Regions from separate parts of the Homo sapiens genome. Here all the other regions are linked to region 7. A link is a loop called in an ENCODE intact Hi-C map of the cell type or tissue named here. Cell type or tissue: heart left ventricle. All regions are shown on one strand.

Region 1 (4,000 bases), 310 kb before region 7:
CACTGACTGCACTCCCCACGAGCCCCACCCTCACGGCAGCTCCACGGGAGCCTTGGGGACACCCCAGAAAGAGCCTGCACTAGCCAGGAGACCTGGAAATGAGCATTCTTGTGAGACAATGCGCTCCCCATCATGACAGATCCCCTTTGTGAGGGGTGCCATGTGCTTGGGCTGCTGGGGAGATGGTGGGAGGGACACGGCATTAGACAACCACGGCTTTGGTGACTCCCAACCCACTCAGTCTTTGATTCTCTGGGGCCAAATATTTCCAAAGCAGTGAGGGTCTCTGCTTTCCCCAGTCTTGCCCTAGAAAAAAACAGTGATTTGCAGAAAAAGCGGAGGCCCACGACTTCACAGGGCTCCCAGGGGAACCTGAGGACCCCACTCAGAATGAAGCCCCCCCACCTCAGGGACTCCTAAGAAAGAATAAGGGCCGGCAGTGGGACGGGGGACCCCAGCCCCATCCCGGACTTGCTCCCTGGTGCCTGCCTCCCCCAGGGCCTGGAGGCCAGGGATTTAGAGTTCGCCCTGCTGAGCTGCCTTTTCTTCACCGTTACTGGAAGCCTTCTGCTTAGCAGCTTGTCAGAGAGGGTGAGGGGGCTGCAGGCCGGGACACAAAGGGGGATTAGGGAGAAACCTCTCGGCCTGCAGAGTAATCCATCAAACTCTCTCCGGCTGCCAGCGCCGGCCCCTTCCCACTCAATTCCCCTTCCAGCTGCTGCTGGCCCCCACCCCCTCCGGCTCCTGAGCCCGTCACTTCGGGCAGCAAAGAGAATCCCAGGCCCTAGGGGGGCAGAGGGGGCACACCACAGACACTGGGAAAAGGGCAATGGCTCCCTCCCCCCACTCACCCCCAATGTGTGAAAACCCAACAGGTGGCTGTGGCGCGGTGGAGAGTGGCTTTTGTTGCCCTGTCTGAGAGCTCCAGTCCAGCTTTGGAAAGGAAACAAATGCCAGAGGAGATTGGGGGAAGGGGAGGGGAAGGGACAGAGGGGCAGTCCCTGGAGCCAGCACTGCCCTCCCCTCCCCTCTCCTACCCAGTGACAGGGATTCTGGGGCTGGCTGACCCTCACCTTGGCCAGAGTCAGTCCTGGACAGCCTAAGCTAGGGCTGAAGCATGGGGACTCTCCCAAGGGTCACCTGGCAATCCCATGGTGACAGTCAATACAGACACACATTCTGACTCCAGGCACCTGGGCCTCCCAATCACACTTAGTTTCTGAGAACAGCTGCAACCCAAGGTCACACTGGGCATGCCCTCCAAACCAGGACCAGCAGTGCTCTTCAACCTGGAGCTCTCTTCCACCCGAGGGACCACAACCCTCTGAATCCTGACGTCCCCAAACCCTGGCAGACTCTGCAGGCTGACCTGGGTTTGGGTGTCTGCCTGACCTGGGTTTGCATGCCAGCTCCACCACTTATTATAATTGCATGAGCCTGTAACTTGACCTTCCCATGCCTCAGTTTCCTCATCCACAATGAACAACAGCAGGCCGGGCACGGTGGCTCACGCCTGTAATCCCAGCACTTTGGGAGGCCGAGGCAGGCAGATTACCTGAGGTCAAGAAGTTTGACACCAGCCTGGCCAAAATGGTGAAACCCCGTCTCTACTAAAAATACAAAAATTAGCCAGGCCCAGACATAGCGGCACATACCTGTAATCCCAGCTACTCGGGAGGCTGAGGCATGAGAATTGCTTGAAACCGGGAGGTCAAGGTTGCAGTGAACCGAGATCATGCCACACTGCACTCCACCCTGGGCAACAGGGTGACTCTGTCTCAAACAAACAAAAAACCACAAACACGCACACAAAACAGAAAAGAAAACGCACAATAGCAGCCAACATTGAGGTTATAATACATACTAGGCACTCTGCCGTGCGTCTTGATCTTCCAACCATCCGATGAGGTGGGTACAATTAGTATACCCATTTTACAGGCACAGAAACTTAGATTAATACCACCAACTTCATAGATGTGGAGTGTGTTTGAGATACAGGATATGAAAGTTCCTGGCGGCCACTTCTTTGGTCGCCTCCTCAGTGGAGGAAGGGCTTTCTCATTCCCAAACAGGAGCGGCTGTGGTTAGGGGAGACCAAGTACACTTTCTTCTCGGTTTCCATTCCCCCCCCTCACCCACGTGCCTCCCCCACCACACCAGCGCCTCTTTCAGCCCCTAGCAGCAAGAGGAATGCCAAGAATGCAACTGCCTCCCCAGGTGCTGGCCCCAACAGGTGAGGAGAGGTCACTGCAGCAGACCTGCCTGCTGGAGGAAGGCTGAGAAGGGAGGTAGAAGGTGGGACAAAGATCCCATAGTTATGAGACAGCACGATTTCCATCCACAGGGAAAATGAACACAGTGGCCGACCCCTACTAACTGCCTCAGAGGCGTCTAGCGTGTGCCAGGTACTTGATATATTGTACCTTCTCTCTAATAACTCATACAATTCATACGCTCCAAATCCAAGGTAGGTGTTTAATATTCATATTCGAGATGAACAGCTCAGTCTCAGAACGTAACATGCCCAAGGTTGCACAAATAAACAGTGGTTGAGCAGAAAATTCGAACCATTTGAAAATGCTGGAAGGTGCTCTGAACTGGGAGCCAGGAGAGGGCAGTCCTGTTTCAGCCACTTTTTTTAAGAGCTGTGTAGCCTAGACAGGCCATCTCACCTCTCTGGGACTCAGTTTCTACACCTGTAAAATGAGAGCTAATCTGGATAATGCCGAAGGTTCTTTACATCTGTGCAACCAGGTGATCTCACATGCACCCCCTACCCCCGGCAGTTGCTTCTTCACGGGCAGGTACCCCCTAAGGGCTCACTGATGAGGCTACATGACATTCAGGAAGGGATTCATGTTCACCCTTGTGAAATAGGAATATAAAATCCCTACTTTGTATTTGGACTTTCATGGCCTCCTACCAATGAGTCAAGGGGAATGAGGTGGAGAAGGACACCCCAGCCGCACTTACCCCATCCTTCACCTGCCCACACACTCTCAGGTACCAACACAGTGCCAAGGGTCAGCGGTCACCTGAAACTAAGCCGAATAACCAGGACATCTGGGGGTAGAACTGCCCTCTTCCCTAGTCCTTCCCAGAGTTGGACTCTGTTCCTGGCAGAAATTAGTAACTGAATTCTCTTCTTGGGCCACAATAAATGCTTCCCTACAAGGTGGGGCAGCAGTACCAAGAAATTCCTTGGCCCAAGGTAGGGGAATATGAACATGGAGGGGGAAGAGGGAGCTTGGCACAGTGTCCAGGCCACTCGGAAATTCCTTCCCCCCATCCTGCCTTTTCGTACAGCCACTGAAAAGAGAAGCCTAAATGGCTTTCCTCCTACTGAACTTGAACTCTGCCAGTCAGCCAGGCTAGACAGCTCTCCCTGTCCATGTACAGCCAATCCTAGTCTTCCCTTTAGCCTGGCCTCCCTTAGGAGGTGAGGTATACAGGAAAGAGGCCAGGAGACTAAAGATCTATGCAAACCTACAGATGGGCAGTGCCCTGCACCAAGAGTCAGACCATGGTGCTGGTTCCAACTCTGCCATGTCCCACACCTCTAGGGTTTCAAACTCATTGGCCTGTAAGGCTTTATTAGATCTGAGTCCTAGAGTCTGTGATCAGTCCCATTTATAAAGAGAGGGCTCCAAGTCAGACTCAGTACTCTGCAAGTGTGTTCTCAAAAACAGTCACTCTCAGTGGTGAGCAAGGAAAGGGTAGGCTCTCAAAGAAACTCATTTTCTGATTTAAAGATCCCAAGCTTGCTGACCCTTGGAAGTATACCTCAGTGCATGCAACCTAACCTCCCCTAAGGGAATGTCAGACAGCACTGAAACCCACCTACCCACACCCAACACCACAGAGCCTCAATTGTGTATAAGCCTGCTGTGAAGATGCTGGGGACACAGAAAACAACTGATCGCAGCTCCCTTTGGCAAAAGGGATAAAATGCAATCGGTGTGCAATGAGATGGCACAGTGGCACAAGTGTGAAGATACAA
Region 2 (4,000 bases), 170 kb before region 7:
AAAGTGCTAGGATTACAGGCATGAGCCACTGAGCTCGGCCCCCTCTCCGAGTTTTTAACCAACTGGTGAACCATGGCCATGGCGAAGGCCACAGGGGTTAGTGGTGTGGGCTCTAGGGTCAGATGACCAGGGACAAGTTACCTAATCCCTCTAAGCTACAAGTTCCCTACCTACAAAATGGAGATGATTATGGATCCTACCTCATGGGCCTACCGAAGAGCCCCCCAAATGCTTCCCCACTACCATTACTATTATCCAGAAAATAAGACAACTCTCTTCAGTTCACCTCTGGACCCTGGCTCTGCAACCCTTTGTAGGTATCAAACCAGAATGCAACAACTTCAAGAATGAGAACTGAGGCCACAGGAAAGGAATAGAAGAGGTGAAGAAAAATGTTACCCTAGTCTCTTTCTCCTCCTCCTACTGTCCCAGTCCCGGCCCTAGGGGGAGGAGCAGCCCCTAGCAGGAGGAACCCAAAGCTCCAGGCTGGCTTCCCAACCTCCATGTAGGAACAACCTTCAAGATAACAGTTTTGGGGAAAGGGGAGGCAGTGCAAGGCACTTTGGCATGACTTAAACAGCACTCTCATGAGCAACCAAAGGTGCAGGGTTCCCCTGAAGGGCTCAAGTCAAAGTTCTCCATGTGCACACACTATCAAGAACCAACCCCCTTCAGTCTCCCAGGACACAGGCATGGTGAGACCTACCAGCAGAACTCTATATCACTATGGTCTGTAGGGTTGGCTTGGCACAGGGAAGGTGATGCTAAGCTTCGTGTCCTTCTGGGAGATATCACAGTCAGGGAACACTGGGGGTCCCAAAAAGCAAAGGCCAGATCTCCTCCTGCCTTGGTATTAATATTTCTCTGAGTACCTAGGACAGAGGCCAGCATTCAGCAGGAATTTGATACACATTGCTGAATTACTTAGGTAAACCCAGCACCTTCAAAAAGTTTGGTGTGCCACACTGTGCCTAAAAAACTTTTATCTAAAAACAAAACTTTAACTCTTGGACCTGGAGGTTCTTCATAAGTCCTGACTCACAATAAATTAACATGGCACATCTCTGGCTCTTAGATTCCATGTCCCACCGACTCTCATCCTTCATTCTACCCAATGTCCTCAAAAAGAACCCTCTTTGCCCAGGGCAGGTTCAGAATGACAGGTGAGGAGCAAAGAGGAGAGACAGTTCTGCCCAGGCCTAGTTACATTTTGTCCCCATTTACAGCAGATAATTAGCACATTTGGGTCTTGTTACACCAAATCTCCAAATCATGCATCAGACAGCAAGTGCCCACCCCCACCCCCCAAGGGGATTATGCCAAGGTTACAGGAAGATAAGCAACACAAAATGCCTTCAAGAGCCTTCCTACTTAATTTGAGACCCTCTTGGCAGCTGAACAAATTCCTGCCCAGTAGGGGGATGGAGGAGAGGCTTGAAACTGAGCTTTCTACTATGGGTATCCTTGAAACCCCAAATGCAGGGGACAAAAGGCATAAAGAGGAGACCCTTGTAAATGTCTCCTACTGAGCTGGGCTCGGCAGGACTGCTTGGGAGAGATGGCAAGCAACGACCCTGTTCCATCTCTCCTCTCCCAAGCCTGAGCTCGGGAGCCAATTCTGTTTCTATTTAGCAATACTGCCCTGATCACCTCCCCAGGGCTACTCGGTTTCCTTGAGGCTTCTGTAGAAAGGAACTAGACCAAGAAGAAACCGAGGACATGATCCAAAGGAAAACAGTATTCTAGGAAGCAGCAGCCACTTCTGACAGGGAGGTAGAGAGGAAGTTCCAAGTTTCCCAGCAGGCAAAGGTGGCCCTGGGCTCACAGTCAAGAGCTGCCCTACTCAGGTCCTACCTGCACGATGTCCAACACCATGCCAGCAGCCACGGTCCCAAAGCCTGCCAGGAGGAATGGAAACAGTACTTGCAGCCCGATGGAAAAGGAGGTCTCCTTGAGCGGGGAAGGTGGCGCAGGGCCACGGTCTGTGCTGACGTCGTCACTTTCGTTGCTCTGGCTCCCGTTCTCCAGCAGGGCGTCCTCCTCCCGAACCCCCTTGGCGTTGGCCCGAGACTCAATCACCACCTCTACCCCAGCCCCATCAGGCCCCAGGAACTCTGAGGTCCCAGCCAAGGGCTCTCTCCCTGGGCCATCTGAAGAGCAGGGAGAGGCAGAAGGGCCAGTCCCGTTCAGTTGGTGGACGTCCTTCGGCTCTGGCTTAGAGGACATGACAGGCACGGAGGAGGGGAAGGGAGAACTTTCCTCTCTTCTTTTTGCTTTCTCTCTTCTTCTCTAACTTGGGAAAGAACTTAGTCTTGGGGTGAACCCAGGCTTGGGCGCCGCAGGACCTCTTCCCACGGCTCTCCACTCCTACCAGGCACTGCAAAAACTGATCCACCAACAGGCAGCCCCATCAAGCACTGAAGCCGCAAGCTGGGAAGAAACAAGAAATTCCTCACCAGACAGCCACTAGGGGTGCAGATGCCTGACTCCAACCCACCAGCTCTGTGCTTGAAGAAAAAGTATCTGTCCTCTTATCTTCTTTGGTTCTCAGTGGCAGGCTCCTCAGAGCAGGGGGCATCCAGAGTAGAAGAGCTCAACCAAATTCTGGGGTGCCCTCTGAAGTGGCCCCTCTTCCGTAAAAAGCAGCTTGAGTTCAAATCTTTCAGAACACAGTGCCAGCCTGGGGCTGCGGCTCCTTCCCGCTCCTTTGGCTGGGCTCTGTCAGCTTCCCACAGCTCCTCAGGCTCTGCTGGTCCCAGCGCAGCGTCTGCCGTCTTTCCCTTCTCTTCCAGAAACTTCCTCCCTTCCTGGGAAGAGCTAATACCTCTTCAAATCCCTGGTCCTTAAAGTCACGAGAATCAGTGTGGAACACCTTATGTGGGAAGGAGAAAGAAAAGAAAAAGAACATTACACTATAGCAAAGGACAGCTTGTACTGGGAGAATTTCCCCCCAAGGAAGTTAGGAGTTCATCATATAGCTATAGAGTTTGCTATTTGCCTCCCTTTTTCCGCAAAAATTACTCAGTCCTGCACTGCTCCATCTGGAGGCTCAGCAGGAGCTATCCCCGCCATCCTCCCCACCAGCAACCCTCCTGAGGGATCACCACCGTGGTCACCAGCAATGAGATGTGACCAGCCTGGGATTGGGAAGATGCTGTGCAGAAGCCCTCTGCACTGTTTCCTCAGCAACTGGGGGTGGGTAGGTGTGTCCTCAGCAAGACCCCTTCTTGAATGCCCATTAAGAACCCTGCATTATTTAAGTGGGGTTCAGTTACAAATTCAGTCACAAACTCCCTGCCACACAGCCACCCCTGTATAAAGTGACTGCTTATCATCACAAGACAGCAACAGAAAGACAGCCACACAGGGCAAAGAAATAGGGAGAAACTGATTGCTGAGTGAAGTCCCCCAGACCCCAGATCGTTCTAGCTTCTGAGAAAACAAAACAAAGCTAGGAGGACTCCCTGGGCAGTGGGGCAAGCCTGCCAGACCAAGGCCAAGAGCCAGAGGCCTACCCACTCCTGCCCTTGAGAGTCAACAGTGTTACAAAGAGCTCAGACAGCTGACTCGGATCCAGGCCTCTGTCTCTCCCCGTCTCCCCCTGCTCTTGGCCCTGTGAGCTTGTCAGATAGGACAAGGGAGTTATCTCAGTTAGAAGGGACAGAGCATAAAACGATTGCTTATTACCCACGCATTTCAGTTAATTAGGCTCCTCCTGTTCCCCAGGGTTACTGAGAGTTGGATATAGTGGAATTCTTAGAAACAAAAACAAAAAAACAAAAGTAGCAATAAAAAAAACCCAAAACAAAAACCAAAGCACCGTAAGCCAATATGCACTTGCTCCAAATGCATCTCTTTAGCTGTAATGGCTCCACTTCTCTGCCTAAAGGAATCCCCAGGCTTCCTAATTCCTGATGGACTCCCATCCTATTCCATTTCACCAGAAGAGCTCTTATTCGTAAAAAATAAATTTAAAGAGAGTTCCACCAGGTAAGAGGAA
Region 3 (4,000 bases), 190 kb before region 7:
ACAATCCCTTGCCCTTTTTTTTTTGACTTTCTTTTTAGAGTCCATGCCAGTTGTCTTACAGGAAGTCGCATATCCTGGATTGTCTGTTTATTGCCTCAAGATTTGATTTAAGAAACATTTTGGGCAAGAGCCCCACACAGAGGATGTGGTGTGCATCTTAGTATGTTGCTGATGTCAGGTAGCTATTAGTGATGCCTACACTATGAATTCAATGAACACTTGTTGAAGAAATGATCTGGTGCCAGGCAATCTCCTAAGGACTTGGGAGCTTGACTTCAAATAGGAGAGAGACAGCTTATATAATCTCCAGAGCCTCCAACATTGTCCTAGGAGCAGAGTGGAAAAATGCTTTGTAACATGAAGGGAAGACTGAAGTGACATAGCAAATGGCCCAGCAGCAGCACAGAGGAGAGGGACAGACCCAGAGAAGGGTGAGGTCAAGAGGCTACAGCTGTTCCTCAGCCCCAACCCCCAGACTCACTTCGATGATCATAACTTTTTGGCTGTTGCTTTGGGGAGGGGCAGGCAGCTTGGTGAAATGCCTGTGACCCAGCTAAGCATTCAGCTGGAAGACTTCGCAGCAAGGTGCCCAAGGAAACCCTCAGGACAGAGAGGCTGGCAAGTTCAAAGGGCAGCCTGCCAGTCATTCCTCTGCTGGCCCGTGCCAAGGGTCTAGGCCAGATTTGGGCCTGGGAGTATCTAGGGAAAACATCAAACTATAGTTTTCACTGCCTTGGTTGTCACATTTGCCTCCTTCTGTGGCTACCCTCCTTCCACCCCAAATAAAGGCCAGGGAAAGAAGACAGGAAAAAAGTGAAAACTAAAGAGAAAATTTTGCTTCAAAGAACTGGTTGTGTGGTTCCCAACTGTCCATATGGCACAGGAAAGTCTCATCTGTGAAACAAAATAAAGTTCCCTTCCAACACAGACATGACTGTTCTAATTTCCTATGTTATTTCAACTCTCTAGGAGGTGAGAAAAGCAGAAATTATTGCACCCATAGGCCATCCTTAGTTATCCACTGATAACCTGCCCCTCCTTGCCAAGAACTTGGAAGTAGCATTGTCCTCCTACCCCTCTCAAAGATAAACTGTGAAATCCACATGTAATGAGAGGTGCCCAGGCAGGAGGTGACATTGACCCAAGGTATAAACACACCTAAAGAAGGAATGCACTGATCCAAAGAAAGGTCTCAGAGGCAAAGAAAGGAGACTCTGAAAGAATTCTGGCTTCACTTCTTTGGGCTCTGTCTGGCAGAGGGACCAGAGTCTTACAAGAATATCTGGCCCTCTGTCAGGTATCCCTATTGTGCAGACTCATGCAGCCAAATATAACAAGGCCTGGCGCCTGCTGGACTTTTGCGTTTTAAAACTAACTTCTCTATTAGGATTCCTGACTTTCCAGGTACTTTCTGATCATCTGCCTTCCCTTGTGGCTTGCTTCCAGGAGTGAATGTGCTGGTCAGGCTGACGTGTCCGTCCAGTCCACTGACCAGCTGGCATCTGGTCTTATGCACAGGCCTCTGGGGGTGTGTGGGTCTGGCAGCCTCCTTGAGTGGGATGACATCTGAATGGGACTAGGTTTCTGAGCCTCTGAGGATGCAGCTGGACTCAGGGTCATAGTTGGCTTAGCTTAGCCATGTCATAGCCTTCGCCCAGTGGAAGCCTAGCTGTGAAACAGGCTGGTCCTCCTCACTGCTCAGCGTTGTCCAGCTTCAGCTGCACCCATGTCACAGATGGATAAAACCCAGCATCGGCTGGGCTTGGTGGCTCACGCCTGTAATCCCAACACTTTGAGAGGCCGAGGCGGGCGGATCACCTGAGGTCGGGAGTTCGAGACCAGCCTGACCAACGTGGAGAAACCCCGTCTCTACTAAAAATACAAAAAAATTAGCCAGGTGTGGTGGCGAATGCCTGTAATCCCAGCTACTCAGGAGGCTGAGGCAGGAGAATCGCTTGAACTTGGGAGGTGGAGGTTGCAGTAAGTCGAAATCGCACTATTGCACTCCAGCCTGGGCGACAGAGCAAGACTCCATCTCAAAAAAAAACAAAAAACAAAAACCAAAAACGAAACAAAAAAAACCTCACAAAAAAACCCAGCATCGCTCCAGGGCTATCCACTTCTTCATTCCCCAGTTCCTTCATATTATTACCACCACTAATTCAACCCACATTTTATCATCATCATCATAAAAGCTTCTATTTGTCGAATCTTCTGTGTGCCTAACAACCCCACAGAGAGGGCATTATTGTTCCATTTTGGGGACCAAAAGAGGCTAATTATGGCCACGAGCTGAGAGAGCTGGGATCCAAATCTATTACTATGTCTGTCTACCTCTAATTACAACTATTTTTAAAAATTAAGCTGGGTGTGGGGATGAGGGAGGTTTCCCAGAAGAGTACAGCATCCTTAGCATGTTTTCTGAGTTTCCTCATTCCAAAGGTGGAAAACAGGACCCCTACTTACTGAAGTAAAAAAAAAAAAAAAAAAAAGAATCTGCCCTGATTGGCGAAGGCAGCCTGGCAGTTGTGTCTGGTTGGAGAAGCAGGAGAAATTCTAGGTAAGCCCTGGGTCATCTCAGAGGATTCTGGCAGCCAGCTGTGACCCTGATACAGAAAAAAGATAACCTAGATGTTAAGCTAAGCGAGAGATATAGAATGTAGAAGCATGAGCAGAAGCATGAGTGGGCACATGATGGACTATTCTGGCTCCACAGGATGGGAGTTATGAGGGCGAGAGATCAGTGGCCTTGTTCTTGGCTTGGACGTGGGTCCCCTAAGAGCACTTCCGGCCATGGTGACATCTTTCCCCGCTACCTTCTTGAGCCTGTGTCGAAGGGTGGTTTGGTGTGTGGCCTGCCAATCAGGAGACTGTAGTTAATATTCCGTCTTTGACACCTGGGGCAGGTCTTAAAGTTAACCTCTTAAAGCTTTAGTCTCCCTTTCCATGGACTTCGAATTCCTAAAAACCACATACTTTATTTCTGAGTAATTTGTGAAGTAGTTAACAATTTAGGTAATATGATTGAAAGTTATGCGCATGACAGCCTGTGGCCGAGTAAAAGACAGATAAACATGTGGGTGTCCCAAGAAGGCCGCAATTTGGGGCTCTTCTAATGCAATGTTCTCTATACAATTGTTCAACATTTTTTTCACTTAACATTTGAATATAATACAAAATATTTATGTTCAAAACAAGGACTGTATATCACATAAATATGACTGAATAGGACATAACTTTTTTTTTTTTTTTTTGAGATGGAGTCTCTCTCTGTCACCCAGGCTGGAGTGCAGTGGCACGATCTCGGTTTGCTGCAAGCTCTGCCTCCCGGGTTCACGCCATTCTCCTGCCTCAGCCTCCCGAGTAGCTGGGACTACAGGAACCCACCACCACACCCGGCTAATTTTTTTATTTTTTATTTTTAGTGGAGACGGGGTTTCAGTGTGTTAACCAGGATGGTCTTGATCTCCTGACCTCGTGATCCGCCCGCCTCGGCCTCCCAAAGTGCTGGGAATACAGGCGTGAGCCACCGCGCCTGGCCAGGACAGAACATTTAAACTTATTTGGATGTGTTTTTCATTTAACTTAAAAAAATCACCAATGACTAGATAATATTAGTCATTCATACTTAACTAAACATAAATATGACTGTAAAGTCTTTGAAATTATTTTTAAACATTCTTTTTTGGTTGGCCAAGCTGTCTTCACTTTTCTGCAATTTCTTTTTCTTTCTTGAGTTATTAAGATTTTTGTGTTTTTGAAAAGAGAGTCTCACCAAATTGCCCAGACTAGACTTGAACTCCTGAGCTCAACTGATCCTCCGGCCTCAGCCTCCTGGGTAGCTGGGACTATAAGCTCATACCACCATGCCTGGCTGTAGAGTTTTTTTTTTGTTTTGTTTCTAATCATTCAAGCCAGACATTTTCATGGGTGCCATATTAAAATATTTCATATTTAGATAATGTAATAAAAATACAGTACAGTAAACAGCATTATACTA
Region 4 (4,000 bases), 190 kb before region 7:
GGCCTTTGTAACCTGGAGAATGAGGTGAGGTTAGAGCTGTGTTTCCCTTACCACTGGCTTATCAGTGCCTGGCACAGTACCTAACACATAGTAGGCACTCAATAAATATTGCTCAAAGAATGTTTCAGACCATGCTTGTCTGCAGGAGAGCTCATCTTGCGGAGGCTGCATATTTGCTAAATGAACGAATAAATGATTGGTGAATGTTTGTGGGTAGAAGCCAAGAAAGAGGAAAACTGACCTCTATGGCATGACAGAACGAGTAATTTTAGGAAGTGACAGGGTCCAAGGTGACCAAGTGATTATGTCCTCAGGAGAAATGGCAGCAATGAGACACCTGTGGTTGTCCTCAACCTCCAAACCATTCTCCACATACCCATGACCTGACCCTAATCTCAAAACCCAACCTGGCAAGCTCTGGGGAAGGTAGTGCTTAGAGACAATTTGAGATGAAGGTTGAAGAGAGACAAAGAATCTGGGCCCAGGGAGACAAAGTCATTTGGGCCCAGGGAGAATGTGGATTTTGGGGAACCAATAGGTGGACATGGGTCAACAGGGAGAAGAGTGCACTGTTCCATTTTTTCCTGGATATGACAATCAACTGGAAATGATCAGAGGGAGGGGTTGTTGATGTTGACCAGGCCATTGAACAAGAGGCATGTGCACAAATTGAAAAGTCAGTCCACCTTACTCTTTCTGCGAGTGGGAACGCTTAGGTCCAGAGGGCAAGAGAACAGAACTGGGATCACAGGGGCCTGGAGCAGGTGTCTCCTGTCCAGAGCTTTGAAGTTGGTCCACTTCTACAAAAGTATGTCTGTGTTTGGGAGTGTTACTTATTCTTCTGTCCCTCTGTTCAACCAAAACCAAAAATAAAACAAAACAGATAAAAAGAAAACAAAACCAAAAATCCAGAGCCCACTTACAAAGGGTTTCTCATTAGGGCCAAGACAGGTTGCTAAAGCCAAACCCCATGTCCCCAGATTCCAGACAAAACTCCCCTGCTCCAGTCCACATCACCTGGAGGCACCCACCATGAAACTGCACTTGGTGATTGTCTCAAAAACCTACTTGTACTGCTTATCTCAGGCCATCTGTGTTTCCCAAATTCTTGCTATACAAACTTGGCTCAATGTATAAAAATTCCCATTGAAAATAATGAGAATTTGGTATCAAAGTGAAGTCCTAGAAAGAGGTGGGAGTGTGGGGTGGAGGAGGGACAGGGGAACAAAAGAAAAATTTCAAATAGAAAGTGCAGAGGGATGGGGAAAATGTTGAGTGACCAAGCTAGTCCCCGACATCCGTGTCTCGGTCCCCTATGAGCCAGAGAACATGGAAGCTGAGTGCTAGGAGCCCAGTGCCAAGCAGGTCCCCCAGAGCAGTCAAGTATGGGATGGAGAAGTTGTCCGGGTCCAGGCCCCGGCCCCACATCCAGTGCACCATCCAGTCTGCGATGTACAGGAGAATCAGCACCTGGGGAGACAAAAGGGCCCAGCCTATAGCCATCCTCTCTCTCCAGGGGGAGCCAGAGGCCACATGATCAGACCCATTCAGTGCATCACAGGGCTTGGCTGGCCATAATCCTTACTTTTTAATCTTCCTCTTTCCACCCCAGCAACCTCTCTGTGTTTCTCCACCCCACAATTACCACTTTGAGCAGACAACAGGCACAATAAGAGCTCTTTAGAAAGGAAGATGCTGCTACGACCCAGGGTCACCCACATCAGCATTATATTCTGCTCCCAAGTTTACCAAACAAGGAGCTTCCTGACCTAAATCCTACTTGTTGCAGAAACTCAGCCCTCTTGCCTCTAACTCTGGGTCACCTCATTCTGGGGTCACTCCAATTCCTGCCATGTTGGCCTTTCCAGGAGCATGGCAGGGGGCTGGCTGCTGGAGTCAGCTTTTCCTAAAGGGATGTCTTCTCTCGGCAGAGTGGTATAAGGATAGTGTTTGAAGCTGCTGCTGGCGGTTGTCTTAAGTAACAGATGATCATCCCAAGCTGGCTTCCTCCTGACCCTTTTCATTCTGTTGTTGTGGCTTTTCATTCCATTCTTTTCCATTGTTTGGGCTCAAAGAATGCAAGTTTATTTTAACATTAGTCCTAATAAAGTTGAATTGTGAATAAGTCACCTCAATATTAATATAAAGCAGACAATGCATACCAATTCAAAATACATTTGACATGATCTGTGGCTTTGATTTTATCTGTGTTCTTGCTTACCTTCTATTAATACAGATAATTAAGAATGACTCAGATCAGAATCTCGCTAGTGGGCCCAGGACCAGCAGCATCAACAACAGCTGGGTGCTTGTTAGAAATGCAAAATCTCTGGACCTCTTGAGTCAGAGTCCGCATTTAACAAGATTTACATGCGCTTTTAAGTTGGCGATGCCCTTGATCTAGAATACCACGGTGGGGCAGGCCTGAATCTCCTAGAATCTGCACAGTGCCTGACATTTGGGCTCCCTAAATGACTGCATCTGCGTGAGAATGAAACAGATTCTGACGGTCAAGCTCTAATACAGTCAGTCATCTGGGAGGTTTTACCCTTGACTATACTTTGTAAATACTGTGGTATGAAAATTCTGCCCTAAGGGATCCAGATGCGGGAACCACAGCCCTTAAGGGATCCAGAAGCCAGAACTGATACCTATTTTTAGGCAATCTTGGTTGCTCTCCTGTCCTCTCTCTTTTTTTTTTTTTAAATTTTAGGCTCTGCCTGAGAGAATCCTGCCCTCTCTCCAAGGAAGCCAGAGATGACTCTTCACATTCTCCCTTGCTCTGCACACAGCTGTCTTGTGCTACCACGGCCTTGGCTCCCCTACCTTCCATAACTTCACACCCTTTCCAGCAGCTGCAGAAGGGTCCCAAATAAAGAGCATGGCCAGGAGGCCTTTGGGACATGCCCTAGGAAGGGAATGGTAGCAGCTGTCCTCACATTCCAGCTTCTTGAGCAGGCCCCAGGACACACAGCTGGGAGGAGGTGGCAAAGGGATCAATAAGAGCCTTTACAGGGGATCAAGTGTCACGCTCTGGCCCTCCACAGATCTAGAGAGGACAGCAGAGGCAAGAATGTCTCCAGGGTATTCATCATGGGTGATGGCACTGAGGCTCATCCTTTCCAATTCAGGCCAAGGGATGAGCTGAAAACCTCCACCACAGACCCCTGGCATATCCACCCCCATCTTCCCACCACGTGCTGCACTGGAACCCACTAGCAATGGAATGTGGCAGCTTGGCTAACTGCTGCAGGGCAACAGCATATGGCTGATTCTCAGCCCCGCCCCTGCCAAGATGTCCGAACACAACCTTTCTAAAGCTGGGGGTGAGGGGGCTGGAGGGATAGGTGTTAATCAATACAGGACTGGCGAAATAAAATTATGGTCTGTGTATCACAGAATATGATGGAGCTGTAAGAAAATCAGGGTGTTGTTCTCTTTATGTATTGATATGGAATGATCTCAAAGATAAACTTAAATGAAAAATGCAGGGTGCAGACAGTGTGTACAGTATACTACATGTGTGTAAAAAAGAGGAAGGAAATAAGAAAAATATATGTTTACTTTTATAAATATAGAATAGGTTTGAAGGACACACAAGAAAGGGATAATACTGATGGTCTGTGAAGGAGAGAAACAGATGGCTGTGAAGAAGAGGACAGAAAAGAAGACTTTTCACTGAGGTTTCTCTATGAACCTTAAAACATTTTTGAACTATGTGACTATTCAAAAATCAAACCTATAAAAATTTAAAATGTAATAATAAGGGTGGATCTAGCTGTAAAGGGATAGCATAAGGGAGCCTTGTGGTGATGAAACAGTTTTCTGTATTTTGGTTATAGTGGTGGTCACACAAATCTCCACTTGTGATAAAAACTGCATAGAACGAACACACACGCACACACACACACGAGTGCATGTAAAACTGGTTCAATCTGAATAAGCACTGCAGATTGCATCAATGCTAATTTCCTGATTTTGATACTGTCCTAAAGTTATG
Region 5 (4,000 bases), 270 kb before region 7:
AGAACTCCTGTTTCCACTGTCTGGTATTATTAGTGTGTCCTTACTTAGACTTAGCTCTCCCAGAGAGAGAGCCATCTGCTTCTCTCATTGCACAGTGACTGTGCAATGGTGTTGACTTCTAGAGAAGAGTAGCCCAAGAGCTAAATATTAGAGGTCTTATTGCTTCCCTTAAGTGCATGGCAAGAGAAAGGAAAGCAAGGTGAGAAAAGGACTGACTTGCTTTGCCAATGGCCCAGGACTGGTGATTTTATAAGGTTTAGCACAAAAACCACTCTTTTGAACTAGATACTGTGTATATCCTGTGTACTTCAAGTCACACCAGCATTCCCTACAACAGAGCTTAGGAATGCTATTTATCTTGTACTCAGGCCAACTGTGTGGCTCTCTACCGAACAGCTGGTTCCCCATCCACCTCTAGGACTATCTAGTTGATGTATAAACAATATTTTTGCCTCAAAAACGCTAACCCCATGGAAACTAACTGTTCATCCACACACACACACACACACACACACACGCACACATACACACACGAAGGAAAAGAAAGATGGGGTTAATTAGGTCAGAAGCAGGAGGAAAAGACAAAACAGGGGGAGCTTGGGGTTTGTAACTGAGATGTGGCATGCATTAGATTTGAAGTCAGGTTACTGAAGCCCCAGATTATGTTCCAAGGTCTAAACAGAACGTCCATTGAGTCTTTGATTCCTAAAGACATTTAGTGCCTTATAAAAGAGCTTAGCTATATCATTATTCCTGATTACCTTAGAAGTAAAACGATATTTTTAAAGTGTTTAGTATTTGTATTCCTCTAGGCTGAATTAGTGAACCACAAGAGACCCAATTTATAGCCACAAAATGAGGATCCAGTGTGGGTCACTGTCTACACACTTCTTGGTAAACACCAGTGTTTCACAATCTATTTTTCGTTATTTCTTTTTATCTTTTAAGAGACAGGGTCTCATTCTGTCACCCAGGCTGGAGTGCAGTGGTGCGATCATAGCTCACTGCAGCCTTGAACTCCTGGGCTCAGGTGATTCTTCCTCCTAAGCCTCCCCAGTAGCTGGGATTATAGGTGCATGCCACTATACACAGCTAACTTGTTTATTTTGTTTTTGTAGAGACAGGATCTCACTGTTTTCCAGGCTGGTATGAACTCCTGGCCTCAAGCAATCCTCCTGCCTCAGCTTCTGAAAATGTTGAGATTACAGGTGTGAGCCACTGCACCTTATTTTTTGTTAATTATATTACTACACACGTTCAGTTCTTTATGGATGAGACACTTCTTACCAGATAACCAATCAGCTAGGGTTACCAAATTGGTAGTTATCATATCCTAAAATTTAGGCTATCATTTTTCTTGGATCAATGACTTTCTATCTCCTTCAGAGCCTTACTTTACCCATCTACCCTAATCTCTTATAATCAGGAGAGCCCTGACTACATATAGACTGTGTATTTGTGTTTCTTCCCAAGATGGAAAAAGTATAACTATTACACACATTGCTTTGTACATCAGCCAAGGAGGTGGTCTTACACATTCTAATAAAAGGGTTTGTGTATTCAACTTAATAGCTAAAACATTACCAATAATAATATATATGTGTACTCTTCCTTGATCAACCTGTTCCTTAAAGTTAGATTTTTAAACAAATCCCTTCTGGGTGCCAGCTTACTGCTAAATCAAGGCAAACAATTATTTCCAACATTTTGTTATCATAGTTTAAAGTAATTATTTGCTTTATTAGGATGGGAACTCTGGCTGTACCCTCTCACTCCCTGACCCCAGAATTAACACAGCATTTATTTCACAATATTTGTGCAGGGTTTACTATTGAACCAGGGGGCACACCCATGAATAATACTGATTTCTCTTGGTGGTGACCCAGCCAAAGCATGTCAAAATGAGTACCTATCTATTCTAGTAAGATAATGGAGGAAAAGAGAAGCAAGTCATCAAGATAAAGGAACACAAACTACCATATTACCTTGAAAACAAATCTAAGTATTTGTTGTGTGTGAACACATATCAGTGCTGATTGTACAAGAAACAAGGCTTTTGAGCTGGAAGGCAATTTCAAAGACAACACCTGTTTCAAAATAGGGCAAAGAGTTCACAGCTGCATTTTGAAATTTCAGTCTGCACTTCTATTTCGGGATGTTATCCACATAGGCTTAGGAGATATAAAGAGGGAACAACACAAGAAGACAGATGTGCATGAATCAAGAAATTCTATTTCCTATTTAAAATTCAGAAAAGATTGCTGCTACATACATTAGGATGTTAACTGGGTACACTGATCACAGGGCTTCGATAACCCAAGTAAGTGGCAAGGTGTTGATACACTTGCAGAATATCAACTGAGCCTAGCCGACAGTATCTAAAAATGTCCTGAGCCTAGTCTGATAGTATCTAAAAATGAGATGGGGAGAGCAAGCATTCCACTACCTATGGAGGACAAACACTGCCCTCTACTGGCAGACTGTAACTGCTATACAGTCAACATGACGAACATTTTCCTCAACAGTCACTATCATGAGACATAATCAGAAAATAAAAGCTTTTAAATAATTTGAGGCTTTGTGTCTAGGGGTCACCAGGATTTTCAAGCAAACCGAAGTATTCAATGAGAAATCTCCTTACTCATTGAAGTTTCCGACTTTCCCCATTAAATCTTTGATGTAACTCATTGGACTGGTTCAAGTATCACTGTTACTGGGAGATGTGAGAGAACAGCAAAATGCTCAAAAGCTCAATACCAGGAAGAAGGCTTAAGGGACCCATGTATACCAAAGGGAGCTGGCTTTAGAACGAACAACTGTGATAACTTAAAGCACACAGCACTGATTCAAACCCTTGTTGTACTACATACTAGCTACATCAGGTACCACATAAAACCTCATCTTACCTGAACCAGGTTATTCTTTACAATATTGGAAGAACAAACACTTGCCGATCTCACAGTTGTTGGAAAAATTAAATGAGGTAATATGTGTTGCACAACTACAGTGTAGTACTGTATACCGATGTTCATGGATAGGAGTCTAGGTAGCTCCAAGTGTGTTTTAACCTCTCTTCATCTGTTTATCCACTTGTTGGTTTTTGAAATCCTTTAAATCAGACTGCATTTCTTCAGCACTGTCCTGAAACATAAAATTGTCTATGTTATCCATAAAATACTTAAGGATTATGAGGAAAAGTAGATGGTTAATGCTCATCCAAATTCAACTTTAACCTGAGACAACTCATTATATTAAGAAATAAATGTATGTGGGCAGTGTGCCTGCACCTGTAATCTGAGCTACTGGGGGAGCTGAAGCAGGAGGATCCCTTGAGTCCAGGAATTTGAGACCAGCCCAGGCAACATAGCAAGACTCTCATATCTCCGAAAAAGAATAAAATGGCCGGGAGGGGTGGCTCACGCCTATAATCCTAGAACTTTGGGAGGCCGAGGTGGGCAGATCACTTGAGATCAGGAGTTCAAGACCAGCCTGGCCAACATAGTGAAACCCCGTCTGTACTAAAAATACAAAAATTAGCCAGGTGTGGTGGTGTATGCCTGTAATCCCAGCTACTTGGGAGGCTGAGGCAGGAGAATCACTTGAACCCGGGAGGTGGAGTTTGCAGTGAGCTGAGATCATGTCATTGCACTCCAGCCTGGGCGACAAGAGCAAGACTCCATCTCAAAAAAAAAAAAAAAAAAAAGAAAGAAAGAAATTTAAAAAGTTAGCTAGTCACTGACGGATAACAGGATGCACAAAGCATTTAATTTCAAAGCCAAATTTGCATTTCAATTATAGTATTTGGCTGACAAGGCAAGTATGTAAACAAGAGGAAAAGTTAAAAAGAAAAAAGCCCTAATAGCTACAATATCAGCCCAGTTCTAAAGAGGGATCTTGTACCACATTGTCCACCTAACAAGTAATCTTTAATTCAAAATTCAGCGTAGTTCTTATGGGTATTTGGAATTGAATGCAAGTGTGTTCTGTGAGTATAAACATT
Region 6 (4,000 bases), 320 kb before region 7:
TCGAGGTTGGAGGCATCGGGGAGATGGCAGGGCAGGGAAGACTCTGAGTTTGACCGGACCTGGCACGAGGGTGGAGGAGAGGGGAAGGGGCATGAACCAAGGCACAGTGGGGTCAAAAGCCTCATCGTGCACATGCCAAGTGCATTCCCTATTCCCATGCTGTGGGTGATGGGTGCTTGTTCCATCTCCTGGCCACACTATGGGTTTTTTTTTTTTTTTTCATTTTTTGAGATGGAGTTTCACTCTTGTCACCCAGGATGGAGTGCAATGGCACGATCTCGGCTCACTGCAACCTCCACCTCCTGGATTCAAGCGATTCTCCTGCCTCAGCCTCCCGAGTAGCTGGGATTACAGGCACGCACCACCACACCTGGCTAATTTTTTATATTTTTAGTAGAGACAGGGTTTCATCATGTTGGCCAGGCTGGTCTCGGAACTCCTGACCTCAAGTGATCCACCTGCCTCAGCCTCCCAAAGTGCTGGGATTACAGGCGTGAGTCATCATGCCCATCCCTACTCAGGGGTCTTTTAGAAGGAAAATGCCACCATTGCCCCACACTTCAGACTCTTTCTGACCCCCTCTCCCCAACTCCGAAACCCCCCAGTCCAAGGTGCAGCACAACCCCCCACAATTGGCAATTGACACAAAGAGTGCTGGTCTATGCCTCCACCTGCTGGTGGCCACTGGGAAGTGAAGCTGTCAAAAGCCAAAGGGCTCCCTGAACTGAGAGTTAAGAATGTTGTAGAAAGATCAGGTCTTTCCCCCTCCTAAAAGAAACACATGCCAATAAACATATAAGAAAGCCTTTAATTTTGTCACCATAAACATTATACTCTGATTGCTCACTTACAGTATAAAATATTCACCCCGCTAAATAAATAAGACGACATTATTGCAAACGGCACTTAAACCCCCCCTGAGAGATAAGACCTCCCTTAGCTCAGGCAGGGGGTGCTCCTGAGTTTCTGTGTGAGATTCCCCAAGCACAGATATACTCTGGGGGCTGAGATGGACAAAGGCTTGGGAAACCGCACTTTGTGCTTCTGGTCCTGCAGTAGCTCCAAACAGGGTTGTGGAGCTGGTGGGGAAAGTTGGGGGTAGGGGAAAGTTGGGGGTAGGGGAAATTTTGGGCAGTGCCTTCATCAGCCCAGTCCTAGAGAGAGTAGAGGGGAGTGGAAGTGGGGGGAACCAGGCTGGGCCAAGAGAAGAGGGGTGGTTAGGGAAGCCGTTGAGACCTGAAGCCCCACCCTCTACCTTCCTTCAACACCCTAACCTTGGGTAACAGCATTTGGAATTATCATTTGGGATGAGTAGAATTTCCAAGGTCCTGGGTTAGGCATTTTGGGGGGCCAGACCCCAGGAGAAGAAGATTCTGGCAATGATCAGCCCAATGACCAGCTATCTCAGGGGACCTGATTGTTGGGGATCCCCCACCCTACCCAAATATTAGACACCAACACAGAAAAGCTAGCAATGGATTCCCTTCTACTTTGTTAAATAAATAAGTTAAATATTTAAATGCCTGTGTCTCTGTGATGGCAACAGAAGGACCAACAGGCCACATCCTGATAAAAGGTAAGAGGGGGGTGGATCAGCAAAAAGACAGTGCTGTGGGCTGAGGGGACCTGGTTCTTGTGTGTTGCCCCTCAGGACTCTTCCCCTACAAATAACTTTCATATGTTCAAATCCCATGGAGGAGTGTTTCATCCTAGAAACTCCCATGCAAGAGCTACATTAAACGAAGCTGCAGGTTAAGGGGCTTAGAGATGGGAAACCAGGTGACTGAGTTTATTCAGCTCCCAAAAACCCTTCTCTAGGTGTGTCTCAACTAGGAGGCTAGCTGTTAACCCTGAGCCTGGGTAATCCACCTGCAGAGTCCCCGCATTCCAGTGCATGGAGCCCTTCTGGCCTCCCTGTATAAGTCCAGACTGAAACCCCCTTGGAAGGCCTCCAGTCAGGCAGCCCTAGAGACTGGGGAGAGAGGAGAGGGACGCCCCAGCCCCCAGCTGTGCAGCTACGCACCTCAGCAGCACAGGGTGGCAGCAGAGAGCCACATTACTTTGGCAGCAACAGAAACTGGCGGCCAGCCCGGCAGCCCCATGGGGCTAACAGGAGCGGGGAGCTGGGACCCAGTGAGGCAGGCCCTCCACCCCAATGTGCTGGAAGTTTTCTACGCTGAGTATTTGGCCAAGTCGCTCTTGTCAAATACTACCTGTGTAGCAAAGTAAATGGCGACCAGACCCAGGCCTGCGGCAGACACCATATAGGCAGTGACAGACTGGCTGAGCTGGACAATGGAGCCCATAAACAGGGATGGGGCCACCTGGGACAGCAGGAAGGCACTATCCAGGATGGCGAGGTCCAGGCAGATGCCCCGGCCCGGAACCACCCTGGCCTCGGTGGGCTCACCCACCACCACACGTACGGAGACATCACAGGCAGAGGCCCCGCAGAGCGCGGGTGGAGGTGGGAGCAGGCCACTGCCTCCAGCACCCACGTGTCCATTAGGGAAGGGAGCTCCAGGCTTAGGGCCTGGCAGGAAGCTGGTCATCAGGCTGTCCTCACTGCTAGCACCTCCAGTGTCCCCTCGGTATTTGGGCAGGAACACCTAAGGCAGAGGGGTGAAGAAAAGGGGAAGAGGACAGGTGTGTACCCAGCACTGGCACCACCCCAGCTGTGAGAACAGACCCTTGCCTCCATCCCAGGGGCAATGGGACTTCATGAGAATCAGGAGCAGGAGAGAAGATGGAGACCCTACTTGGTCCAAGTCTAACCAGGACCCTTCCTCAGGAGTGGGAGAAGGGTAACGGGGTAGGGCGGGGACAAATGTGAACCCAGAAGTCTAGGTCTCCTCTAGCCTCTTAGAACAGGTAAGAGGCAGACAAACTCAATATCACAGATCAGAGAGAACAGAGCTCCAAGGTAAGGAAAAGACACAGGGGGAATGAAGACGGTGGTAAGAGATGCACAGAACAGAGGAACAAAAGCCAAGGCAGGGCCCCTGATGGCCCAAACCCCACGCAGGCTCTCCTAACCTTCCTTCCTGCCTGCCCTCCACTCCGACATCTGGAAATCCTCATTGCCCGGTGCAGAGAAGCTCTGCCTCTCTGGGGTCCCAGATGCCACTAGGGTAGCTGCCCTGCCATGAGCTCCCTTGTCCCCAGCCTTGGGGCAGGGAGAATCCAGTAGACCCCAAGCAGGAGGAATGTCCCTCTTCCCACCTCCCCCAGCCCCAGCTGTGCTAATGTTGAAGGCTTCTCACTTCCTTCCTGCTGTCTGACTTAGATCAGAGTGACTGGTCGACCACCATCCCCCCAACCCCTGCCCTTGATGGCCCAGAGCCTCCTATTTAAGGACAAGGCCAGGTCTTATCCAACATTGTCCCCATGCCAGAAGAGTTGAGTTGGCTGCATTTGCGAGGTGGGAGCCATGGCAGAGCTCAAACCTGACACCAGGGAAGCCCACGGCTCACCATGCAGCTCAACAAGTGGGCAAAGGAACAGGCAGACAGCGTGCAGTGCCAAGTCTGCCATCAGCTGCTGTTAGGAAGGGGCCTCCCAGGACTTCTCCTCCCTGCCTGCCACCCCAGGAATGTCCGCTGAGGTTGGAGTCTGGAGTGGTCCGAGGACAGACATGCTCCTCCATCTGGAGAAGATGGCTAGCCCCAGAACGTTCCCTGGCACGACAGCACATACTCAGGCCTGGCCGCTGATGCCAGCCCCCTGCCCCCAGCCCAGGCAAGCAGAAGAGTGAAGGCTGAAGAAGGTTATCAGTGGGCTAACAGGGGTCTCAGGGACCAGGCTCCCCCAACCAAAACCTTAGCCCCTCCCCTCCATACCTCTCACCCCTGCAGCTACCTACTCAGTTAACCAGCCTCTCAGCTACGAACTTACCTACTCCTCTCCTCAAGTGCTACGAGACGCAGGGGCAGGTCTTCCCTACAGTCTGAGAGCTCTATGAGAGCAGTCCTGCATCTCCTCCTCCCTTGGGACACCCCAA
Region 7 (4,000 bases):
TTCTTTACAGGGATGGTGATGAAGGACCCCAGAAGCGCTGCCTGTACACCCCCAACCAGGCTCCAGTGGGTGCCACTTGTCCCGGCCTGAAGTCACAGCCTCCAGATGCTGCCTCCCTCTGCCAATTCCTATACCTGCTGGGGTGGACACTGAGGGCCAGTCCCAGACTTGGGAGCAGGGTGGGAGTGGGATGGGGGGTGGTGCGTAGGGAGGACCTCTATGTGGCCCTGATTGTTGGCTCAGTTTCCTCTGCCTGGGGGATGGGTTGAGATGTCCCCTGGTTGTGACAGAACAGAGGCTGCAGGTTCTCAGCCCCTGCAATCCCCACCCTGCATTTGGAACATTCTGTCCTGGCTCCTGAGTCTGAAGAAGGTGCAAAATGTGTGGTTTGGAACTCCTATTGAATCTGAGCGTGGCTCTGCCTCTTGCAGACTCAGAATCTTTTCCATTCTAGCTTCAGTGTGTCTGAGACTCATTGTTTGCTAAGGATTGATTCCATGAATGAGTGACCTGCCCTCAGTGGGGCCCATCCTTGATCGTAGGCTCTGTTGTTGCTGTCTTGAAACTCAATAATGTCTGAACAAGAGACCCGGATCTCCATTTTGCACCGGGTTCTGTAAATTATGTAGCCAGTCTCAGTTCACTTTTAGTTGTCTGCCCTTTAGTATCTTTTTCATATCGAACCACGTAGATGTATTTTTAAAAATATAAAATCTAAGTCGCACAAAAGATAAAAACAAAGAAGGACACATTTATTATTTGTTGTGCACCTTTAGAAATGGTCCACAGGTCCACTGCAGTGCACAAGCTGCTGCATGCACACCGCACGTGACAATCCAGTCTGCCTGACTCCCAGGACAGCCTGTGTGATATGCAAAATGCCATTCCCATGAGGGCGCATCATGTTTCCCAGGAGCTCTGAAGGACACAGATAGAGCTTGTGCTCTAGGCTGCCCCCCTGTTCCCGTGCTGGCTCCATGCTGGTGTCCAGAATGAGCCAGTTCACACTCCAGTGCCACGTGGGGGGAGAAGTGGCTCCCAAACTCCCCTGCTGACCTCCCCCCGGCCCCTAGGTGTACCTTCCAAGTCAGATGACAGTCATAGGCTAACATCCCCAGCTTTGCCTGGAACTCAGGAAAGGATACTTACGGGTAGACAGAAAGATTCTGCAGTGGGCATGGACTTGGCCATTGAAGACCCTGAGAGGACATCTTGTCCACCCTCTCCAGGCTAGGCCCTGTCTGTGCTGCCTGGAGCCAGAAGAAAAAGATTCCAGCCTTGGAATCTGCAGGGAGGGAGACTCCTTGCAGTGAGCTTTCTTGCATTTCATTCTAGTATTTGCCACAGATGCTGATTTCTTGCCTGAGTCATATATATTGAAGTTTTTGCTCATTTCTTACTAGGCTTAAGAAATTGGAATTCTCTGCCTTACAAATCCCAAAGGGCTAAACATGCCTCCAAGCCCATGAACAAGCTTTGAGCATCTGAAGGACAAAACCCCAGCTCCTAAAACCTTCATGAGCATCCACTTTCTGCTCAGCCTGGAAGAGAAGGAGCACTGCTGCCCTCTGGTGGTCAGGCAGCAGAGCATCTAGGAGCCACCCAAGGGAGCTGGGTCCCCTTTGCTTTGTCTTTGGGACAGCAGCTTTGAGTATTAGGTCAATGGATGTCCTTTCACTGTTCCTGGAACATGGCAAGCTTGTTTTTGCCTCAGGGCTTTGGGTCTTGATGCTCCCTCTCCCTGGAATGTTCTTTCTCCAGCTCTCAGGTGACAGCTGCTTTCTCATTCTCTAGCCCTCAGACCAAATGCCACCTCCTCAGGGAAGCCCTCCTGGACCACTTCATCTAAAATAGCAACTCATCCCACCCCCTGTCACTCTATCCCATTACCCTGTTTCCCTTTGTTTATAGCACTTACCTGCTATTTGGAAATATCTGTCTAGAGTCTGCGTCTCTCCCTCACCAGATGTCGGCTCCAGGAGGGCAGAGTCCCTGTGTTTTGTTTGTCACTGGACTTCAATGCATCGTACATAGTAGATACGCAAAAATAAACTTGTCAAAGAAGTAAATAAATGCATATTGACAACAGCTACTGGATTTAAGCACAGCTTCTGGTCCTCAAAACCACACTGTGATACAGGGGGCAAGGCACATCTCACCCCCACAGGACAGATAAACAAATTGAGACTCAGAGATTTATGTGAGTTGCCTGAGCACCCAGCAAGGAGGAATGAGCCATGGTCCCTTGTGGCTTCTCCTGTGCTCCCTCAGTCTTCTACCCTGGAGGGAGCAGAGGGGGTCTCAGGCACGACAGCTTCTGCCAGGAGCTGAGGCGGGCCCAGCATGTGGGGTCCAGACCTTTACTCCTTAGTCTGCTCGTTGAAGGAGGCTGAGCTGTGCCATTGTCCAAAGCTTTGCTTGTGGCTGAGGGGTGTGAGGTGGGAGCGGGTGAGGAAGGTCTGTCCACAGGAGGATGTAACCAGACTCCAATCAGTGGCCGGTCTGCGGAGATGTGTGTTCTGGAGCGGGAGTGTTTGAGGGGTGGATGGGTGGGGAAAGCTGGAGCCACTGCGGAAACGGTGACTTCTGCAGGACCAGGGTTTGGCTCTGACATTCCGGGCTTCATCCAGACGCTCTCACTATACTCAGCCTGAGCCAGGGGCTGCCCTCTGACTCTGGGCCCAGCACCAGGGTCAAGGGCTCTGCCGCAGAGCTTAGGCCCCCTGCACTGTGCTTGGGCAGGCAGTGGGGCTGGAGGGGGATGGTCACCTGTTCTCAAGCCTGGGGTGACCAGGCTCGGGGCAGGCTCTGTTTCTGGGCTTCCAGAGCAGGCGTCTGGAGGTCAGCAGCATCTGCTCCTTGACTGGTCTGGCGAGAGCTTGATGGATTCTGTGAGGTGATTTTCTAAGATGCTCTGGTACTGGGGAAGGAAAGAGAGGCCGGCATTCATGTCCTGAGATACAGAGTGCACCGCCCGCCCTTCATTTCTTAGTGGGCCTCAGAGCCTGGGCTCTTGTTTCCTCCCCATTATACTTCTGGGAAACTGAGGCCCAGACAGGGAAGCCACTGGTGTTCCCCACCCTCCTTCTTCCCTGTGTCTCCCCTCCAGCCTCTTCCCAGGAGCCCAGAGCAGGTCAGTGTCTGAATTAGCGGCCCAAGTCTCCTGACCTCCAGCCATGTCCTATAACTTTCCATTCTCCAGAGGGGACAGCTGAGGTGTCATTTGGGCTTAGGCAGAGAGGTGACGGCCACTCCTCATTTCTCCTGGAGACCTCTTCCTGCAAATATCCCAATACCCCCAACCTCCTTTTCATCCTGTCCACCTCTCAGCCTCCCCTACTCATGCCTAGAAAAGCCCAGTCGGTCCTCTGTCCTGGCCACATCCAGGCAGCCCTCCCTAAAATGGACTCAATGTTTCTCCCGGGCCCTTTTGCTTCTCCAGTCTCTCTTGTCCCAACAAGGGTCCAGAGGAAGCCCCTTCTCGGTCTGCCAAGCTTCTGCCTTTCCAGCTGGCTCCACTTCTCACCAAGAGCCTGCCCCCCCTCCCCAGTTCAGGGGTTGGGGTGGTATGGAGGAGGGGGCCCTTCTTTAAGCAGATGGGTTCCTCAGGCTGAAGACTTTCTTCTTCAAGGGATCCCATCTCTTCACGCTGCTATGGCCTCTGCTAGTCACAGAGCTCAATCGCGTTCATGTTCCTCCCACAGCCAGTACTGTGGGCCTCGGGGTGAGTGATGAGCATTCACTCTACGTGGAAGGGGTTTGTGCTACATTGGCATGGACCTGAGCAGGGGCAGAGCATCCTGTGTATCACGCAAAATTGTCCCTGGCAGTCCATCTCAAGTGTCCTTCTCAGGGGGCAACTTCCAGGGACAGGGGTGCTGCCTCCTTGTCTCTGATTTTATCTCCCCGGCAGTTCCCAGGCTCAGGCCAGACACCCAGCTGGTGAATATCCACCAAATCCTTAATGCTCATGACCCTAGACCTCAGGAGGTGGTGTCCA

What was found. A loop is a pair of places that touch in the nucleus more often than their neighbours do. Peaks named below come from ENCODE experiments on the same cell type or tissue, not always from the same donor. Only the 100,000 strongest peaks of a DNase experiment are listed, where the experiment ranks them.
Region 1: a loop joins it to region 7, with 5 times the contacts of the local background. A loop is called at or near these places in 19 of 110 quality-filtered maps.
Region 2: it touches region 7 in a loop (4-fold over the local background); 104 of 110 quality-filtered maps call a loop at or near these places.
Region 3: it touches region 7 in a loop (6-fold over the local background); 104 of 110 quality-filtered maps call a loop at or near these places.
Region 4: it touches region 7 in a loop (10-fold over the local background); 104 of 110 quality-filtered maps call a loop at or near these places.
Region 5: a loop joins it to region 7, with 23 times the contacts of the local background. A loop is called at or near these places in 4 of 110 quality-filtered maps.
Region 6: a loop joins it to region 7, with 14 times the contacts of the local background. A loop is called at or near these places in 58 of 110 quality-filtered maps.

The regions. Positions count from the first base shown.
Region 1 is chr1:205,670,086-205,674,085 of GRCh38, forward strand. The region is part of intron 1 of SLC45A3 (solute carrier family 45 member 3); the gene reads right to left. Among named protein-coding and RNA genes, the nearest start is that of SLC45A3, 8.4 kb to the right of the region's middle. RefSeq lists an enhancer at 1-493. In heart left ventricle, no CTCF peak of the experiment used is centred here; no DNase peak of the experiment used is centred here.
Region 2 is chr1:205,808,216-205,812,215 of GRCh38, forward strand. It overlaps SLC41A1 (solute carrier family 41 member 1), which reads right to left. Exons shown (of 11, transcript NM_173854.6): 2 at 1,855-2,872. The coding sequence starts at 2,226. Among named protein-coding and RNA genes, the nearest start is that of SLC41A1, 3.0 kb to the right of the region's middle. RefSeq lists a silencer at 2,048-2,279. In heart left ventricle, no CTCF peak of the experiment used is centred here; DNase peaks (open chromatin) are centred at 2,026 and 3,556; H3K4me3 peaks cover 4,000 bases; H3K27ac peaks cover 3,276 bases.
Region 3 is chr1:205,782,695-205,786,694 of GRCh38, forward strand. No RefSeq gene overlaps it. Among named protein-coding and RNA genes, the nearest start is that of RAB29, 9.2 kb to the left of the region's middle. In heart left ventricle, no CTCF peak of the experiment used is centred here; a DNase peak (open chromatin) is centred at 1,581; H3K27ac peaks cover 2,924 bases.
Region 4 is chr1:205,790,249-205,794,248 of GRCh38, forward strand. SLC41A1 (solute carrier family 41 member 1) reads right to left here. Exons shown (of 11, transcript NM_173854.6): 11 at 1-1,470. The coding sequence ends at 1,285. Among named protein-coding and RNA genes, the nearest start is that of RAB29, 17 kb to the left of the region's middle. RefSeq lists an enhancer at 1,384-1,443. In heart left ventricle, a CTCF peak has its summit at 1,510 (motif pointing right); no DNase peak of the experiment used is centred here; H3K27ac peaks cover 609 bases.
Region 5 is chr1:205,708,838-205,712,837 of GRCh38, forward strand. NUCKS1 (nuclear casein kinase and cyclin dependent kinase substrate 1) reads right to left here. Exons shown (of 7, transcript NM_022731.5): 7 at 3,985-4,000. Among named protein-coding and RNA genes, the nearest start is that of SLC45A3, 30 kb to the left of the region's middle. In heart left ventricle, a CTCF peak has its summit at 2,481 (motif pointing left); no DNase peak of the experiment used is centred here; H3K27ac peaks cover 290 bases.
Region 6 is chr1:205,657,063-205,661,062 of GRCh38, forward strand. SLC45A3 (solute carrier family 45 member 3) reads right to left here. Exons shown (of 5, transcript NM_033102.3): 5 at 789-2,609. The coding sequence ends at 2,172. Among named protein-coding and RNA genes, the nearest start is that of SLC45A3, 21 kb to the right of the region's middle. RefSeq lists an enhancer at 3,015-3,603. In heart left ventricle, CTCF peaks have their summits at 684 (motif pointing left) and 2,030; DNase peaks (open chromatin) are centred at 659 and 2,059.
Region 7 is chr1:205,976,009-205,980,008 of GRCh38, forward strand. RAB7B (RAB7B, member RAS oncogene family) reads right to left here. Exons shown (of 6, transcript NM_001164522.3): 6 at 732-2,920. The coding sequence ends at 2,843. It overlaps SLC26A9-AS1 (SLC26A9 and RAB7B antisense RNA 1), which reads left to right. Exons shown (of 4, transcript NR_110984.1): 4 at 11-2,087. Among named protein-coding and RNA genes, the nearest start is that of RAB7B, 25 kb to the right of the region's middle. In heart left ventricle, a CTCF peak has its summit at 1,587 (motif pointing left); DNase peaks (open chromatin) are centred at 883 and 1,583; H3K27ac peaks cover 1,445 bases.